Regions from separate parts of the Homo sapiens genome. Here region 1 is linked to region 2. The links are chromatin loops, found by intact Hi-C in ENCODE. Cell type or tissue: PC-9. All regions are shown on one strand. Each heading gives the region's core, and the rest is flanking DNA. Links, peaks and the distances in the headings are about the cores only. Region 1 has its middle 5.4 kb from the start of SNORA33. Region 2 has its middle 120 kb from the start of MOXD1.

What was found. A loop is a pair of places that touch in the nucleus more often than their neighbours do. Peaks named below come from ENCODE experiments on the same cell type or tissue, not always from the same donor. Only the 100,000 strongest peaks of a DNase experiment are listed, where the experiment ranks them.
Region 1: a loop joins it to region 2, with 13 times the contacts of the local background. A loop is called at or near these places in 2 of 110 quality-filtered maps.

The regions. Positions count from the first base shown.
Region 1 is chr6:132,818,125-132,827,179 of GRCh38, reverse strand. No RefSeq gene overlaps it. Among named protein-coding and RNA genes, the nearest start is that of SNORA33, 5.4 kb to the right of the region's middle. RefSeq lists enhancers at 6,293-6,362, 7,632-7,681. In PC-9, for the core only: CTCF peaks have their summits at 3,825 and 4,032 (motif pointing left); DNase peaks (open chromatin) are centred at 4,009, 6,072, 7,449, 8,419 and 2 weaker places; H3K4me3 peaks cover 304 bases; H3K27ac peaks cover 3,318 bases.
Region 2 is chr6:132,275,027-132,284,081 of GRCh38, reverse strand. No RefSeq gene overlaps it. Among named protein-coding and RNA genes, the nearest start is that of MOXD1, 120 kb to the left of the region's middle. In PC-9, for the core only: CTCF peaks have their summits at 4,062 and 4,283; a DNase peak (open chromatin) is centred at 4,311; H3K4me3 peaks cover 418 bases.

The DNA.
Region 1 (9,055 bases), core at 795-8,794, 540 kb before region 2:
ATTATTTTTTGTTTGTCTTCCAATTTAGATAAGGCAATATAAATATTATTAAATATATTGCTTTTTTTTTTTTTTTTTTTGAGACGGAGTCTCGCTCTGTCACCCAGGCTGGAGTGCCGTGGCGCGATCTTGGCTCACTGCAAGCTCCGCCTCCCGGGTTCACGCCATTCTCCTGCCTCAGCCTCCGGAATAGCTGGGACTAGAGGCGCCCACCATCATGCCCGGCTAATTTTTTTGTATTTTTAGTAGAGACGGGGTTTCATCGTGTTAACCAGGATGGTCTCGATCTCCTGACCTCGTGATCCGCCCGCCTCTGCCTCCCAAAGTGCTGGGATTACAGGCGTGAGCCACCGCGCCCGGCCCTAATTTTCAAATTAGAATGTCTTAGTAGGAGAATAGAGTTAAAGTGCACAGGTAGAGGAACATTTTATTTGCTGCCTTAAAGATTTTCAGCACAAGTACAAATCCGTGAACTGACAATGATTGTAAGTTCTTTTCACTTCAATAAAATGCTATTTCAATTGAGACTTTCTGTGATCTCCAGAGAAAACAGTTACTCAGTTCTATCCAATGCAGTGAAAGTGGAATCAGTCAGATAATATTCAGTTTATTTACATTTTCTTTTTTTTTTTTTCGAAACAGAGTCTCGCTCTGTGGCCAGGCTGGAGTGCAGTGGCACAATCTCGGCTCACTGCAACCTCCGCCTCCCGGGTTCAAGTGATTCTCCTGCCTCAGTCTCCTGAGTAGCTGGGACTACAGGCACCCGCCACCACGCCTAGCTAATTTTTGTCTTTTTATTAAAGATGGGGTTTCACCATGTTGGCCAAGATGGTCTCGATCTCTTGACCTCGTGATCCATCCGCTTCAGCCTCCCAAAGTGCTAGGATTACAGGCATGAGCCACCGCACCCGGCCTATTTATATTTATTTTCAACTAACGATTGCATCAAGCTGAATTTCCAAAATAAAAAGTGAATGCTGGCATTTTGTTTTCATTTTTTAACTTGAGAAAATCACCAGCGTGGGGCAAAAAAAATAACAAGAATCCTCTGTACTAATTTATAGTGACCTGAACATTTTTCTCTCCCTCTGTCTCCCTCCCTCTCCATCCCTCCCTCACTTTCTCTGTCTCTTTTTCCCACTGCCTCCTCCCCAACACCAGCAAGAAATACAGCTTTTTTTTTTTTTTTTTTTTGGAGATGGAGTCTCATTCTGTCACCCAGGCTGCAGTGCAACCTCTGCCTGTCAGGTTCAAGTGATCCTCCCACCTCAGCCTCCTGAATAGCTGGGATACAGGCATGTGCCACCGTGCCTGGCTAATTTTTGTATTTTTAGTAGACACAGGGTTTAATCATGCTGGCCAGGCTGGTCTTGAACTCCTGACCTCAGGTGATCTGCCCACCGCCTCAGCCTCCCAAAGTGCTGGGATTACAGGCATGAGCCACTGCACCCAGCCTAATACTTCTGCTTTTAAAGCATTACCTCCATTTGCTGCAAATAAACTTTGAACACGGACTTTAAAAGTGTCCCGTACTGGGATGTATTGGATTCATTGGCCAGGCAGGTTTCTGACTCACAAAAGGTCGTGTTGTTGCCCATTGCTATGACAGGAGAAACACCTTCGCAGTTTTACTGCAATATAGAAGTTTATTTGAAGACCAGCTCACTTCTTATCGGTTTTATTTTTACTGCAACCCAACACAGTAGTGTCAAACCAAAGTGACTGTTAAACTTCATCTGTCCTGTATTCTATACCGAGCATTTCCAGAAGGCAGCAGTGCAACCCAAAATACTTTGAATGAGACTCACTTCACGAGACAACACTAGGCAACAACAAAGTTAATATGACAAGTCCGCCTTTTATGCCTTGATGATGCTACTAAAAAATCTAACAGATTTATTGTATATCATTTCCTCTTCACATACAACTCTGAATTCTGCTTTTGCACTTTAGCATCGTTCACATTATGTTATCATTTTCATTATTTTAGAGTAAACTTTTCTAGAGTCTTCACATGATAGAAATTTGGAATATAATATTTTGAAAAGGATAATTTTATTTCAAAATGAAGCTTGTGGGGAAATGTAGAAAAGGTTTTAATTTCTTCTTAAATTATATGTGTATTTCCTCCTGAAAGAGTGGCATAGCTGCATCACGTTACGACCCTCGTGGGGCTAAGTACCTCCCTGCAAGACACAACATGTACCCATTTAGCAAAACATCTGCTGACTCCTAGAATCCATCAAGTTTATCCAGCTTCAAATCTACAGGAGAAGGCAGGCTTTTTAATTTGTAGCATTTTATATGCTAATATTTTATTTTCCCCTTATGGATCTCATATTTATTTTTTTTTAATGTGCATTTTGCTTCTTTTCACCTGGGGGCAGCACTGTGAAATATCACAGACCTTTGACTCGGTATTTCTCTAACGAGCCAACCAAGTACAAACAGGATTTTTATATCCATTTGTAAATTTTAGTTGGGGGTAGTTGAGAGAAGGAAAAATAAAAAGACAAATACTACATTTGTGTAAGGTTTAATTCACATCACTCATATAATTCCGTGCTGTTGGCATATGTCTCGATAAATAAGCTTCAAAAAAGAACTTATTGCAATGTAAAAATAGTTTCTCTGAATTCACATGCTTTTTACTGTTCCCAGGTCTCACAATGGCCTTTAAACGTATTTTTTCAGCTTCTTAGAGCCATGTACTCCATATTGTGATAGGATATGTTTCTATGCCCTGCTCCCTAGAGTGGAGCTGGAGAGAAAGGAAGTTGAGACAGCTTGGCTCCACACTCGACTCAAAGCAGCCCAACCTAGAGACTTACTTTCGTTGCCAGAGGAAAAGGAACCTTAAAAAATAGAGGGTGAAAAAAGGCTGAGGAGTTTAAGACTGAAAAGAAAGCCCACAAACAAACAATTGAAATATCTGAGTTCCTACTACACCACGCACTGTCCTAGGCACGGGAGATAAAGGCTCAGAACATAGATGATGCTTCCATGGAGCTATGGTGTGGAGAATTTAATCTCCAAAGTATACCCCTTGCCTTGATCATCTCCAAATTATGCCCATTTTCCAGAATAGGCTTTCTCTGGAAACTTGTTCTTCGGGTAGTTCTAGGCATATTCTCAGTATGGTGGAGAAAACATTGAAAATCAACGGTTTAAATTTTTATAATTTATTTGTATTTCACACATATATATTGCAATTGAGCAAAATTAGTAACCTTGGAAGAAAGATAAAAAACAGCCAGTGTCCACTGGTGGTTACAGAATTCTAATTGATATCATTTATAAAACTTAAACTGGCCGGGCGCAGTGGCTCACGGCTGTAATCCCAGCACTTTGGGAGGCCGAGGCAGGCAGATCATGAGGTCAGGAGATCGCGACCATCCTGGCTAACACGGTGAAACCCCGTCTCTACTAAAAATACAAAAAAAATTAGCCGGGCGTGGTGGCGGGCGCCTGTAGTCCCAGCTACTCGGGAGACTGAGGCAGGAGAATGGCGTGAACCCGCGAGGCGGAGCTTGCAGTGAGCCGAGATCGCACCACAGTACTCCAGCCTGGGCAACAAAGCGATACTCTGTCTCAAAAAAAAAAAAAAAAAAAAAAAAAAAAAAAAACTTGAACTACTTAACTACTTAAAATTACAACTAATTGAAATAATGTTATGTGAGTTAGAAAATTAATGCCAATGTCCTTTAGTATTTAAAAAGTTTAAATGTAAATGGTCTAAGAGCAAGGCTAATTTGGTATTGTTATTATTATTGGAAGCTTTCATTAAACTCAATCCAAATGATGGATAACAGTTTGTAAAAAGCAAATAAATGCAACCAGAAATAGTAAACTAAGCTCAACAATATCCTATAATCTCTATTCCTACAAACAGAATTCTCAAAATCTTCACAGAATGCGATAAGAATCTTTTCCTAGGGTGAACCTGCTATAGTCCCTGCTTCTTACCTTGTCTTCCTGTTTTTCACTGACCTGTCCCTCAGCTGGCATCAGTTTCTTACTGCCCTCTGCTGGCTAGGCATGAATTCATTCGTTTTAAGCAGTTTTGTTTTTACAACTTAAAGTACAGACAAGTATATAAACTCACTTGATTCACAAAACATAAATTTTTAAAAAGATTATTAATGGCACTCAAAATTAACCCCAAGAATGTACTGTATCTTTATTTCATTTAATTTAAAATGTTTTATTGGCATTTGGCCTTCTTTCTCAGTGCCTGCTTGGGTTTCTTCCAAGTAAACTTTCCTTTAAAAAATAAAAATAAATATTTTACTTCAAAAGCAATACATGTTGATTAGAGGAAAAAGAAAACAAGCAAATGGAAAACCTTCCTAGAAACATTAACACCTTGATGTATACCCTTCCAACCTGTCTTCTCTGCCAGCATGTACCTTTATATTCTTTTTTTTTTTTTTTTTTTTTTTTTTTTTTTTTTTTTTTTGAGACTGAGTCTCCCTCTGTTGCCCAGGCTGGAGCGCAATGTGCGATCTTGGCTCACTGCAACCTCTGCCTCCTGGGTTCAAGAGATTCTCCCACCTCAGCCTCCCGAGTAGCTGGGATTACAGGCGCCTGCCACCATGCCTAGCTAATTTTTGTATTTTTGGTAGAGATGGGGTTTCACCATGTTGGCCAGGCTGGTCTTGAACTCCTGACCTCAGGTGATCCGCGCCCACCTTGGCCTCCCAAAGTGCTAGGATTACAGGCATGAGCCACCACTCTCGGCCCCTTTATATTCTATATTATTTTAGTATTTCCTCCTTTTCTTTTTCTAGAAAATGCTATCCTATTGTACGTTCAACTACTTTTCAAAACATGTATATTAACAAATGCCCTTCTATACTATTTCAGTGGCACCCTAATATCCCATTAAGTAAACATATATTTTATTCAATTCTCCATCAACACAAAGTATTGTAGCTCTGTGATGAATATACTTACAGCTATGCCTATTCTTTTATTTGAAATTGGCCTAATAAAGGTTTTCTAAACTAAAACATTCTGAATTGATGCTTTACGATTTTTTCTCTCCCTGGCTGGGTACAGTGGCTCACACCTGTAATCTCAGCACTTTGGGAGGCCGAGGCAGGCGGATCACGAGGTCAGGAGTTTGAGACCAGCCTGGCCAATATGGTGAAACCCCGTCTCTACTAAAAATACAAAAATTAGCCAGGCATGGTGGCGCATGCCTGTAGTCCCAGTTACTTGGGAAGCTGAGGCAGAATCACTTGAACCCGGGAGGCGGAGGCTGCAGTGAGCCGAGATTGTGCCACTGCAATCCAGCCTGGGTGACACAGCGAGACTGTCTCAAAAAAAACAAAAAACAAACCAAAAAAAAAACCAAAAATTTTTTTCTCTCCCTTTATCATCAAAAAGTGAAAGGCAAATAGAACCTCACTGATTGGTAGGGTCTCAGGAGGATCACCAGGGTTTCTATCTTCACAATCTTTGTCACTCAGTTTGGTTAATTCATATTTAAAAAACGAACTCAAAAGAGATGGAAAAATACAACAAAAAGACACTTCTGTCTCTTCTCTGGCACATTTCCTTCCAAAAACTAAGGTACTGTGGAAGCCAAATTAAAAGTGTGGTGATGAAGACCGTCACTGAACATTTAGCAAAAAAAAAAAAAAAGAAAGGAAGAAAGAGGAGGAGGAAAAGGGGAGAAAAAATACTCTGAGGAATGTTTTACACAAAGTAGGGAAGAGCTTAGAAAACTGCCCATCAACATAGGTGAAGAATCCTTAGGAGGAAGATTCATCCTCCTCCCCAGTATTTGTAAGCCTTCCCAAGCAAAAGCCAGATTTGAATACAACTTATCAACACACTAAGATTATGATCTGTAAACTCTGGGAAAAGAGCTGGCTGAAACATCTCACTTATGATAAAGCAATTTGAATTGAGATGTACTGTTATATTTGAAGTGTCAAAACATGTTTTCAAAAAGGAACTCATGATTTATTTTTGCCTGGGATCGGCTTGGTCCCAATCCTTCTGAACATTCTGATGTGTCGATACTTCTATATCCCAAGCCACCAGCAGTGAGTCAGACTGGTGCCCTGAGTGAGTCTGGTGGCCTCTCCCCAGGTCACCTCCTTAACCACGCCATCTCTTTTGCTAGGACTTACTGCTGAAGTTGTTCTTCTAGCACATGGATTGACCTTTCTGAAAATGCCTGGCTGGGAGGACAATGCTGTACCCTTCTCTGCCATCAGCCTGTCCCATCCTTTTCCTGGAGTGGTGATGGCTACTGACCTTATTCCTTGACTACATAGTCTCTTCTCTCTCAGTGGCTCTCAGGAGTACTTGTGATTAACATAGTCCTTGAGCACAACTCTTTAAATAACGAACTCATTTAAAAAAAGAAATTCAAACTCCATTAAGGGCTAGTCCTCAGTAAGCCTAGCAGATGTTTCCACACTTTCCTACGGTTTATAAGCTGTCTATGTAATGCTTCTGTTGCCTCAACAATCCAGTTAAAGACTGACAGTACTTGTTTATAACAGCAGTCTAATACAGCCTTTTTACAATTTCTCTTTAGATGTTTTTTTTTTTTTTTGAGATGGAGTCTTGCCCTGTCTCCCAGGCTGGAGTGCAATGGCGCGATCTTGTCTCACTGCAACCTCCACGTCCCGGGGTTCAAATGATTCTCCTGCCTCAGCCTCCCGAGTAGCTGGGATTACAGGCACCCACCACCACACCCAGCTATTTTTTGTATTTAGTAGAGACAGGGTTTCACCCTGTTGGCCAGGCTGGTCTCAAACTCCCTGATCTCGTGAGCCGCCCGCCTTGGCCTCCCAAAGTGCTGGGATTAAGGGGTGAGCCATCGCGCTTGGCCTCTCATTCATTTTTTAAAGCATTTAAAGTGGTTTATCAGAAATACATAGAATACGCTAATAAAATCACAATGAGGCAAAAAAAAAAAAAAAAAAAGAATAAAGAACAGAAAGAAAATTGAGTCTTTCATTTGGAGGCTCTTACAGCCAAAGAAAACAGGCAGTCACAAGTCTCATTGTCCATGGGTGCAAGAAAACATCAAGTGCTAGGCTCAAACAGCTCTCCTTTTGGGTTCATGAGGGATGTCCTCAACAAGATTCTGAGCACACACAGCAACCAATGTCATAAAACAATTTTCCCCCATAAAACAATGAAGACATCTGCTTCTGTCCTGGCACTTTTGCTTCAGTGGGCTCCCCAGTGAATTCCATATAAGCTACACAGGCAAATCACACTCTGAAGCCGACATTACATTTGCACTGAGTTTTGAAGAATGAGTAGGAGATATCTAGATGGAGAAAAGTAGAGGTACTTCAAACAGAACAAACCAAAGTTATGAAGAGATGGACATGATCACTTTTCAATAACTGTAACTCAGAAGTCTGGATGAGTAACTGGAGTGGAGTGACTCATGTCTTGAAAATCATCTGGATGAGACTGACAGTAGTAAGACCTATACAGCGCAGGTAGGAGTTGAGGATGCCAAGGCCTTTGGCTTGGGAAAGTGGTACGCAGTAACAAGTGATAATGAATGCAGTATGGTGCATACCACACAGTCAGCTTTCTTTTCCTCTAACAAAAACATGTTAGTGATGGTAAAGTTCACTTCAAGGCACGCAAAATTTGAAGAGCAAGTGGGTCTTCCTTGGGAAATTGTCTGGTACAGCTTAGAGTTGATCAAAGAAAACAAAATAGACTTGGGAATCAGGGGAAGCTGTGGGAGTGGGAGAATGTCTCAGGAAGGCTGCAGAGAAGCAAACATGCTCACCTGAACTCTGGAAACTATTACAATTGAAAGCACAGGCAGAATAAGAGAAAGAACTGAAATGTGGTAAAGGTCAAAATGCTAACACAACAGTACTTAAAATCCTGGAGGTCAGGAAAAGGCTGTGATTGAGCCACTGCATTTGACCAGAAGCTGCTGGAGGACAACAGCCAGAAAACCGACAAAGTCTGAGGATGGAGACATTTTAATGACTTGGAGCAAACACAGAGCAACAGTAAGGGAAGATGCAGAGTTCAAGGTTAGATTTGGGGCCAGGTACAGTGGCTCATTCCTGTAATCCCAGCACTTTGGGAGGCCAATCCAACACCTGAGGTCAGGAGCTCCAGACCAGCCTGGCCAACATGGTGAAACCCCATCTCTGCTAAAAATACAAAAATTAGCTGGGCATGGTGGCATGCGCCTGTAATCCCAGCTACTCTGGAGGCAGAGGTTGCAATGAGTTGAAATCGTGCCACTGCACTCCAGCCTGGGTGACAGAGTGAAGACTGTCTCAAAAAACAAAACAAAAACAACAAAAAAACTTGGGAGATTAACATTCCTTCTGACTTTGGTGTTTTGCAGCTGAGATGACAGTGGACATGGAAACACCAAAACAAAACAAAAAAATCTGAGCCTGGACAATGTGGTGAAACCCCATCTCCACCAAAAAATATGCAACAGGCACTCAAAAATGTCTACATAGATTGGTCATACAAGGAAACTAGAATTCAAAGTGAACTTTCCTCAGAAAAGCCAGAGTACATGAGGTTGACAATTTCAATGTTAACACACAGTTCCAGGTTATACACACTTCAGAAAAAATCTCTCAGAGCTCCTTGCTTTCCATGAGGGTACTCAATGTCACTACCATGCTAAGGTCAACCAGCTTTAGCTATAACTACCAAACCAACCAGTACGGGAGACCCTACTCGGAGATTCTCAATCAAGGTTTAAGACGCAAAGAAAAACCTTGGTATAGTCTTCAAAACCAGGATTGGCCAAGTATATGGCCTCACAACATTCTTTTAACGGTACCTTTATCCAAGTTTAAAATACACCAAACACCAGCCATGGCTTCTCTCACTGCGATTTCTAGGGACTGGGGTGCATTCAAGCCCCTCTCGCTCCTGCACAAAAGGCCAGGAATGGTGGCTCACACTTGTAATCCCAGCACTTTGGAAGGCTGAAGCTGGTGGATCACCTGCTGTCTAAGTTCTAGACCATCCTGGCCAAATATGGTGAAACCCCATCTCTACTAAAAACACAAAAAAATTGCCA
Region 2 (9,055 bases), core at 729-8,728:
GGTATCATTTTCCTTCTGCTTGTCAGACTTCCTTTAACATTTCTTGTAGTGAAAGTCCACTAGTAATACATTCTTTTGGCTTTTGTATTCTAAAAAATCTTTACTTCACCTTATTTTTGAAAAATATATTTGCCAGGTAGCAAATTCTAGACACAGTTTTTTCTTTCAGTGTTTTAAAGATGTTACTCTTTTGTATTGTTTCTGATAAAAATATTTTGTTATCATTATCTTTATTCTTTTGCATGTAATGGGTATTTTCTCTGCTTTCTATTGACCATTAGTATCAAACAATTGGATTATGATATGCTCTGTTGTAACTTTTTTCATGTTTCTTGTGCTCGAGGTTCCCAGATCTTGGTTTTATGGTTTTTCATTATATTTGGAAAATTTCAGCTATGATTTTTTTCAAATTGTTTTTCTAACCCTATCCTTCTCCTTCAGAGATTCCAATTAATACATTTGGCACCTTGACATTGTTTCATAGTTAATTGATTTTTTATTTATTTGTTTTCTTTGTCTTTTTTCTCACTGAGTTTCGTTTTGCATAGTCTTTATAGCTGCCTTTAAATTCAATCTTTTCACCAGGAAATATCCCCATCCAGCTTGTTTTTCATCAAAAGCATTGTAATTTTTATCTTTAGAAATTTTAACTGAATTTTTCAATATCGTCTGTGTTTCTCTTACCCAGGCCCAATCTTTCTGCTAGTGTCTTTAACATATGAAATATGGTTATAATAACTATTATAATGCCCTTGTCTACTAATTCGATCACCTTGACATCTTTAGGTCAGTTTCAACTGACTGACTTTTTTTCTCTCATTATGGACTCTATTTTCCTGCTTCTTTGCAAAAATTATTTGCAGTAATTTTTGACTGAATGCCAGATATTTAAAGATTTACCATGTTGGTTGCCAGATGTTTTTATATTAATATAAATATTCTTGAACTTTATTCTGGAACACTCCTAAGTTACTTGGAAAAGGTTTAATCCTCAAATCTGCTTTTATGCTTTGTTGGTGAAAATCGCAGCATTTAGTCTAGGGTTGATTGTTTCCCACTACTGAAGCAAAATTCGTCTCAGTATTCTACCTGATAAATTGTGAGATTTCCACTCTGGCTGTTGTGAACAGGCGCTAGCATTATTCCCAGCTTGTGTGACCTCCAGGCACTGTTCCCTCTAGTCCTTTCAAGTGGTTTTCTCCCTGGCTTCCGCATGAAATGATTCGTAGTCAACTGAATACTTAATGGGGAAAACTCCTGGAATTTTCTCTCCGTGCGTCTCTCTCCTCTCTCATACTCTTCCTGCAAATCCTAGCAGCCTTGACTTTCCCATAATCTCAGCTCTGTCTCCTCATTTCAGACTTCTAGGTGCCAATGTGTAGCATTCTAAATTAACATTCATGAAACTGATAAGCTTACGTGTCAAAAAGCTCATATGGCCTAATATCTGAAATGACTTGGTTTCCACTTAAATTTTTCCTCTTTTCATAAATGTAGGGAAAAGTTTATCTACCTGGTTAATGGGGTTCCTTGGGCCCATGGCAGGAATACAAAGATTCCACCCATTTGACGGGGCCTGGTTTAAAAGCAACTCTAAGACCAGGAGAATGTGCAGAGCCAAAGAAGAGCAGAAAGCCAAAGGCTAAGCCAGATTGGTCCTAGCCATAGGAAGCCGGATACCCAAGCAGAAATGGCCAGCAGATGTCCTTTTCTCAAGGAGACTGTCCCGGGCACTCTTCCTCTTCCCTGATAGCATCAGGCACTCACATTTTTCATAGGTTTCATCTCTCTGTATCCCCTCTATATTTTCTATGGCCTCTGGCCTATAAATTTTACGAAGACATCAATTACATCTATCTTGTTTATTGTCGTCTCACTCGGTCCTAACATACTACCAGGTTCAGAGAAGGTGCTCAACAGACATTTGTTGAAAAAATGCATCTCCTTCATGAATTATTAGAAGAAAAGTCAAATTGCTTCTGAGACCAATCTCATTGACCTTCTCTGTTGCATTCAACAGAATGATTGCTGCAAACTTCTTTCTGCTTCATACTTTTCTCTCCTGGTTATGTTGTCTCTCATCATTGTTTCCCAATCTTTCAGTTTTTCTCAAACCCTGTCCACTCCTTATATCTGGGCTGGCAAACTCAGTAACTGTGGTGGCCAAGAAGGTGATGTGAGCAAGCATTCTTGTTGATTTTAAGAAAATTTGAAATAAAGGAATCCTTAGCCAAATGGGAGAATACAAGTCTCAAGTAGAGGCTTCAATATATTTTTTAACTTAAACAATTCTGAGCTGGCCATAAATATGTTTTTTGCAATTCAGCAGCTTCCAGGCTTAAATGTCAGTGCTCTTCAGCATTTCATTTTCTCCTGAGGGTTCAACATTATTTGTATCTTGATAATTCCTGGCCTCCAAACTGGACTAGACATAGCAACTTGGAGTTATGCATTCATTTCAAATGTATTATATCCCCAACAGAACTCATCTTACTCTATAATTCTTTGTTCTTATCTATTTCCTGCTTTAGTGAATTGGCACCACAGTGTTCTCATTCACATAGCCATAAACTTGGAATTATCATAGATTTCATTCATTTATCCAGTCCTCACAATCTATCTGTCCCTGTGTCTTAAATGCTTCCTGCCATACTCACTGTTAGAGGTTTAACTCAAGTTCTTCTTATCTCTCATCTGTTCTTTTACCGTATTTTCCATTTCAGTGACCCCAAAACCTGGAAGTGAGGGAGAATTACCTGGCGTATTTTGTAAAAATAAATATTCCCAGTCCCCACCTCATACCCATTGAAGCATGAGAGTAGAGGATGAACCTAGAGCATTCCCAAATGATTAACTAACCAATGTGGTGGGTTTTTAAAGATACTCATCAGCCGGGCATGGTGGCAGGCACCTGCAGTCCCAGTTACTTGGGAGGCTGAGGCAGGAGAATGGCGTGAACCCAGGAGGCAGAGCTTGCAGTGAGCCAAGATCGCACCACTGCACTCCAGCCTGGGCAACAGAGTGAGACTCCGTCTCAAAAAAAAAAAAAAGATACTCATCAGTAGTCTGTTTTGTTTGTTTGTTTGTTTGTTTGTTTTTGAGATGGAGTTTCACTCTTGTTGTCCAGGCTGGAGTGCAGTGGCATAATCTCGGCTCACTGCAACCTCCGCCTCCCGGGTTCAAGTGATTCTCCTGCCTCAGCCTCCCAAGTAGCTGGGATTACAGGGGCATGCCACCATGCCTGGCTAATTTCTGCATTTTTAGTAGAGACAGGGTTTTGCCATGTTGCCCAGGCTGGTCTTGAACTCTTGATGTCAGGTGATCCACCCACCTGGGCCTCCCAAAGCGCTGGGATTACAGTCATGAGCCACCGCGCCCAGCCCTCATCAGTAGTTTTATTGTGACATCGTATCAGTATGCATTCCTTACATAAGCCCACTGACGCCCAGGCTGCTCTCTTCTTTTGTCTTTCTAGAAAGTGCAGCACTCTAATGTGACAAAGAGAGACCGCGGCTCCAGTTTCTGCAGTACAGCCCAGAAATGTCTCAAGCTCACGAGACTGTACAAGTCAAAATGCAAATTGAGAGCCAGTATTATGAGTTAGAAAATTATCCAGCTAAGCTCTTCATAATTGAAAACCTAACTGCAACATGAGTAATACAATTATATTCCTTAAAAATTTATCTTTTTCATGGCTTGGACAGGTGGATTGTTATGGATGGATTGCTTAAAATAAAGCTTTCCTTTAGTTTTGCTGAGAGAATTTTAACCTAGTAGTGGAAACAAGTGACAAGGTGCAGCTGAGAATTCTCTACATTGAATGGAGACTCTGCTCAGGGACCGGTGAAAATCCCCCAGATACAAAGAAAATAGCTCTCTGTTTCGTTGAACCAACACTTGATCATCTCTAACAGGAAAACATTCTCTAAAAGAAGAAAATTTTTATAAGTAGAGGGAAAAAAAGAAAACTAAGCTGTTACAAAATTTCTCCATAAAGCTTCTGCTTATGTAAAATATATATATATATATACTTTCAAAGTGACAGTGCTGATTGTCAACTCCAGGTTTTGGGACCGAAGTTGTCTGCGGGTTCCCTGCGGCAGCGCAGCTATAATTGATGAAGAGGCGCCACCGTGTGGCATGGACGAAAAATGACTCGAAGTGGTGACAAACCAGTAAATAGTTGTCACCTTTGTTTTCTTGCCTTTGGAACTATTGAACTCATTACGACTTCCCCGTTTCATCTCCATCCAAATGCAATAGATGCTTGGTGTAAACATTCCTTTTTCAGCCCCTGGAATCTTCTGGGATAAGACAGGACACAGAGCTGTTTCTCAAAGTGAGAATGTTTGCTTCTTTCGGAGTGAATTAGGAGCACAGTGCCCTCTTCTGGTAGATCTGGCACTTTGCAAAGAGAGTCGTAAATTCTTTCCTAAAACAACCCAAAGTAAGACTTAAAAGAAGGACTTCAATATTGCCATATGGTTGGGTGGACATTTGAAGATCTGCATAGGAATCTCAAATGCAATACTAATGGGATTTACTATTATTATTACATAATAAAGACAAGAAATGTTATCTTACTACAGCTTTTTAAAGGAAATTTGTTAGGAAGTATTGCTTTTGGACCCAAACAGTGTTTCCTTCACAGTGTCTTGTGTACATTCGTGGAATATATTGAAAAAAGTGACATGGCCACATATTTCTATTCACTTCAAACTGAAACAACTAAACAAACAATAAAATGCACCCAAATTCATTATTCATGTCCATTTGTAAGAAACGCTGCTAAATTAAAATTTTCAGTCTCAAGAAACTGAATGCTTGGCAAGTGTCTGGCATAATGGAAACACATTGGCACCATTGATTTTTTAAATAAATAGGAAGCTTCGCATTATATTATCTGTCTTCAAGAATTCAGATATGGTCCTTCTCATGAAATAGATGGGTTAGGCAATGAAAGCTGCGCACATTAATTTCTATATTTTAAGTATGCTTAAAGGAAGTTTATTACACTAGAAGGTAAAGCCCTTGTTTTCCAGGAATGCACTGACTACTGACTAAAGAAGCAGACAACTACCTACTATATTTTATTTTTTAAAAAATGAATCAGATTGTTCAACAAAGTGAATTTATCTAATAATAAACTACATGTTAATTTAGTTTTCCCCAAAGGAGATATACTTCTATGGCTAATTTTGTTATTTTCTCAACTTTTACAATAAAGAGAGTATAAATGAAAATGTAACTAATATAAAATTGTTTGCATGTTATGGCCATCCTATGACGCTTATTCCTGCCTTCTGAATAGTTATATAAGGTAGAATTTTGAGATCATAAGACATCCAGAGATGAGAAGTTTCCTTTTTCATTTAATTACCTTAGTACACAATCTTCAGAACAAAGTAGGTGACATTGACTTCTACACTAGGGGACTGCTGTTAGCCATTCTGCAGTGTTCTGGGAGCTATTTAGGACCTGGAAACTGGCAGACCAATTCTGGGAGGATCAGATTCTGCAAGACAAAATACACATAGGAAATTGCTAGAAGAGAGGGTTTTGAATGTTCCCAACACAAAGAAATGATAAATATTTGAGGGGATGGAGTGCTAATTACCCTGATTTTTATCATTACACATTGTATACATGTATCAAAATATCACGCTATACTCTATAAATATGTAAAATTATTATATGCCAATTAAAAATAACAGTTAAAAATTACCCATAGGATTTTGCTTCCTCAAGTTGAGGACTCTGAGGTTGAATTTAAGGCACACCTCACATAAGAATAATTTAACTTAGGGCCATGCATGGTGTCTCACACCTGTAATCCCGGAAGTTTGGGAGTCTGAGCTGGGTGGATCAACTGAGGTCAGGAGTTGGAGACCAGCCTGGCCAACATGGTGCCCAGTTTCTACCAAAAAAATTCAAAAAATTAGCCGAGCACAGTGGTGCACGCCTGTAGTCCCAGCTACTTGGGAGGCTGATGCAGGAGAATTACTTGAACCTGGGAGACAGCGGTTGCAGTGAGCTGAGATTGTGCCACTGCACTCCAACCTGGGTGACAAAGCAAGACTGTCTCCCCACAGGCCACCCCCCGCCCCCCAAAAAAGAATACTTTAATTCAGAAAGAATAAAGCATGCCAAGAGTTAAATTTGCCCTTTTCCACAGAACAGATGGTGCCTGTTTCTGGGACACAAAGCCAGACAAGAGTTTCTTAATGTGTTTTTCTCTTTGGTTTTAATTTGAAGGTTCTAGAAAGATGGTAGTTTGAAACTTTCTCCCACACTGGTCAGGTTTAATACCTGACTTTCCATTATTCCTTTCATGCAGTGAATCTGATACTCTCCTATAAGCTCAGCATATTCCAGGTACTTAGAGAACGGTAGAGCAAGGGGAGGAAATATTCAATCTGTTTTTCAAGATTTATAGTCTGGTCAAAGCAATGTCTCCATATAAGAAGCAATGAGGCACAGTAAAAAATGAAATACATTGGCTGTCCTGCAAGCCAGGGGAAGGAATGGAGTTCTACCCAGTGAGTGTTTTCCAAGGCCACACTTTTCACGTCCATTTTCTCTTTCAACCCTGAAAAGTCTGTAAGGAATTTCCAGACATACAAGTGTATGATGTGAAAGGTCACATACCAGTCAGGCAGAGAATCTGGAATAATAATAACAAAGATTCTAATGATATAATGCAATAGGGTTTGGCTGTGTCCCCACCCAAATCTCACCTTGAATTGTAATAATTCACATGTGTCAAGGGCAGGGCCAGGTGGAGATAACTGAATCATGGGGGCAGTTTCCCCCATACTGTTCTCATGGTGATGAATAAGTCTCATGAGTTCTGATGGTTTTATAAATGGGAGTTCCCCTGCACAAGCTTTTTCCTACTGCCACGTAAGACGTGGCTTTGCTCCTCCTTGCCTTCCACCATGATTGTGAGGCCTCCCCAGCCATGTGGAAGTGTGAGTCCATTAAACCTCTTTCCTTTATAAGTTGCCCAGTCTTGGGTATGTCTTTATTAGCAGCATGAGAACAGACTAATACATTGTGATAATAACTAGGAGACAGACTTTATTGAGGTTAATTTACATGACATTTACTATACTATATAACCATCCTATGAGGTAGGTACAATTATTTTTAATGTTGTAGATGAGAACACTGAAGTTTAGTGAGATTAGAAAATTTCTCTTTATTCCTTCCTCCAAAATAATAAAGAATACTCAGTGAGGATTTAGACTCTGTTCCATCTGAGCATTAGATCCATGTTCTTGGGTCTCTGCTAGGATGCTCTCTTGTCTGGACACTGAAGCCCACAAGTCAGACACTACTGCACCATCTTCAACATTTCTTCTCCGACAGCATGAACCATTATGCCAATAAGAGTTCGGGGGAAATCCTAGAGGCTGAAAAGTTATTTGGATCAAGACACAATATCTTCAGGTGCTTTCTGTTCCAAACCAAATATCTCTCAAAGGTTTAATTCTTTAGCTAGTGTTTCCCACTGGTCACCAGAAAAGAGATCCCTGGCCAAATAAAGTTTGCAACATTGCAACAGTTCAGCAACATTAAAAAGACGGTGTTATTTGTTGTTTTTAATTTTAGGAATTTTCAGTATCATTAAATAGTGATAGCACTATAAACTGTAATACTACTTAATTGTAATACTACTACTTAATTCTAATACTACTTGTTAACATTTGTTGCACATATGTGATACAGCAGGCATTTTGCAAAACATTTAATATAGGGCACCTAATTTAGTGCTCACAAAAATAATAAGAGGAAGAAACTGTTATTAGCCCCCATGTTATGAATGAGAAAATGGAGGCAGAGAAGTTAAGTAGCTTGTCCAGGGGAAGAACTACCTGTGATCATTATAAATCTCCATATGGCCTGGTGTAAGCTTCAGTTCACAGTTCAAATTTCCCAAGCATATTTGAATTTTGAACCCTATTTGCTACAGTGAATCATGAGATTAGTTTCTTCAGGAGATACTTCGATAAATGCCACTGTTAACAAGTAATACTAATATCGAGAAGCACCCTGTTGCCAGCCCAGTACTGAATGCCTTGAATAGAATATTTAATTACTCCTGGGATAAGAGTATAATCTTTTTTAGGATGAAAAAACAAAGTCTCAAAGCAGGTAAGAGATTTGCCCAAGATTAGGAGGCAAGTGAGGAACAGCGCTCCCCAGGCTGTGCCTCTGAGCCCATGTCACTTTCTCTCCTGCCACATCGCTCTACCGGCAGCCATATTGTTGTGCTTTGGCCCAACTTCCTGCTTTCTAGGAAGCGGAATATTGATTTGAAGAGATCCAGAAAGAGACTAGAGCCCTGGAGAGGAAGGATCACAGAGCATGGGAATGTTTTGTCAGCAGAAGGCAAGACTCTCTGTGGGTCTGCATGGGACACAGGAGAGAGGCTGGTAATGGAGAGGGGAGGGCACCAGGGCCAGTCTTGACCAGACGGCAGGAAATCACCTCAGGCCAAAGGGATTGTGGGTGAGGGGAGGAGATCCAAAGTGAAAAGTTTGTGCTGGGGCTTGGAGTCAGCCTGGGGTAAGTGAGGAAATTCCTTAGAGGTCTAACATGACTTTAACAACCTCTCTGAGGAGACCAAATGCCATTCTTAGGGAGCCTGCAGGACCGCAACTGCTATCCCGTGGGGCAAACTTCCTGCCTGCCGGCCCCAGCTGCACCAGGCTGTGTGGGAGAGGGGGTGCCTCTGAACTGGTCTCAGAGGATCCGGCTCCTTCACTGCGTTCTCCCTGAAGAAAGCTTATTGGAAAGGAAGGCACCTTTGTCCTAGAAGGGCAATATTAGGAGGACCTATAGATAACAGACACAAACACTGGGAGGCTTTATTTCCGTGTTAGCTTTCCTAGGACTCAGGGTGCAAACACCAGATAGCTAGCGCCCGTAGAGGAAAAATTCACAAAAAGAACCTTTCTATTTGTGGTTCACACCTGGAATTACTGGAGTAAAAAGCTCTGTTCACTGAAATTTCCACTATTGGCTCATTACTAATGAGTTACACATTTAA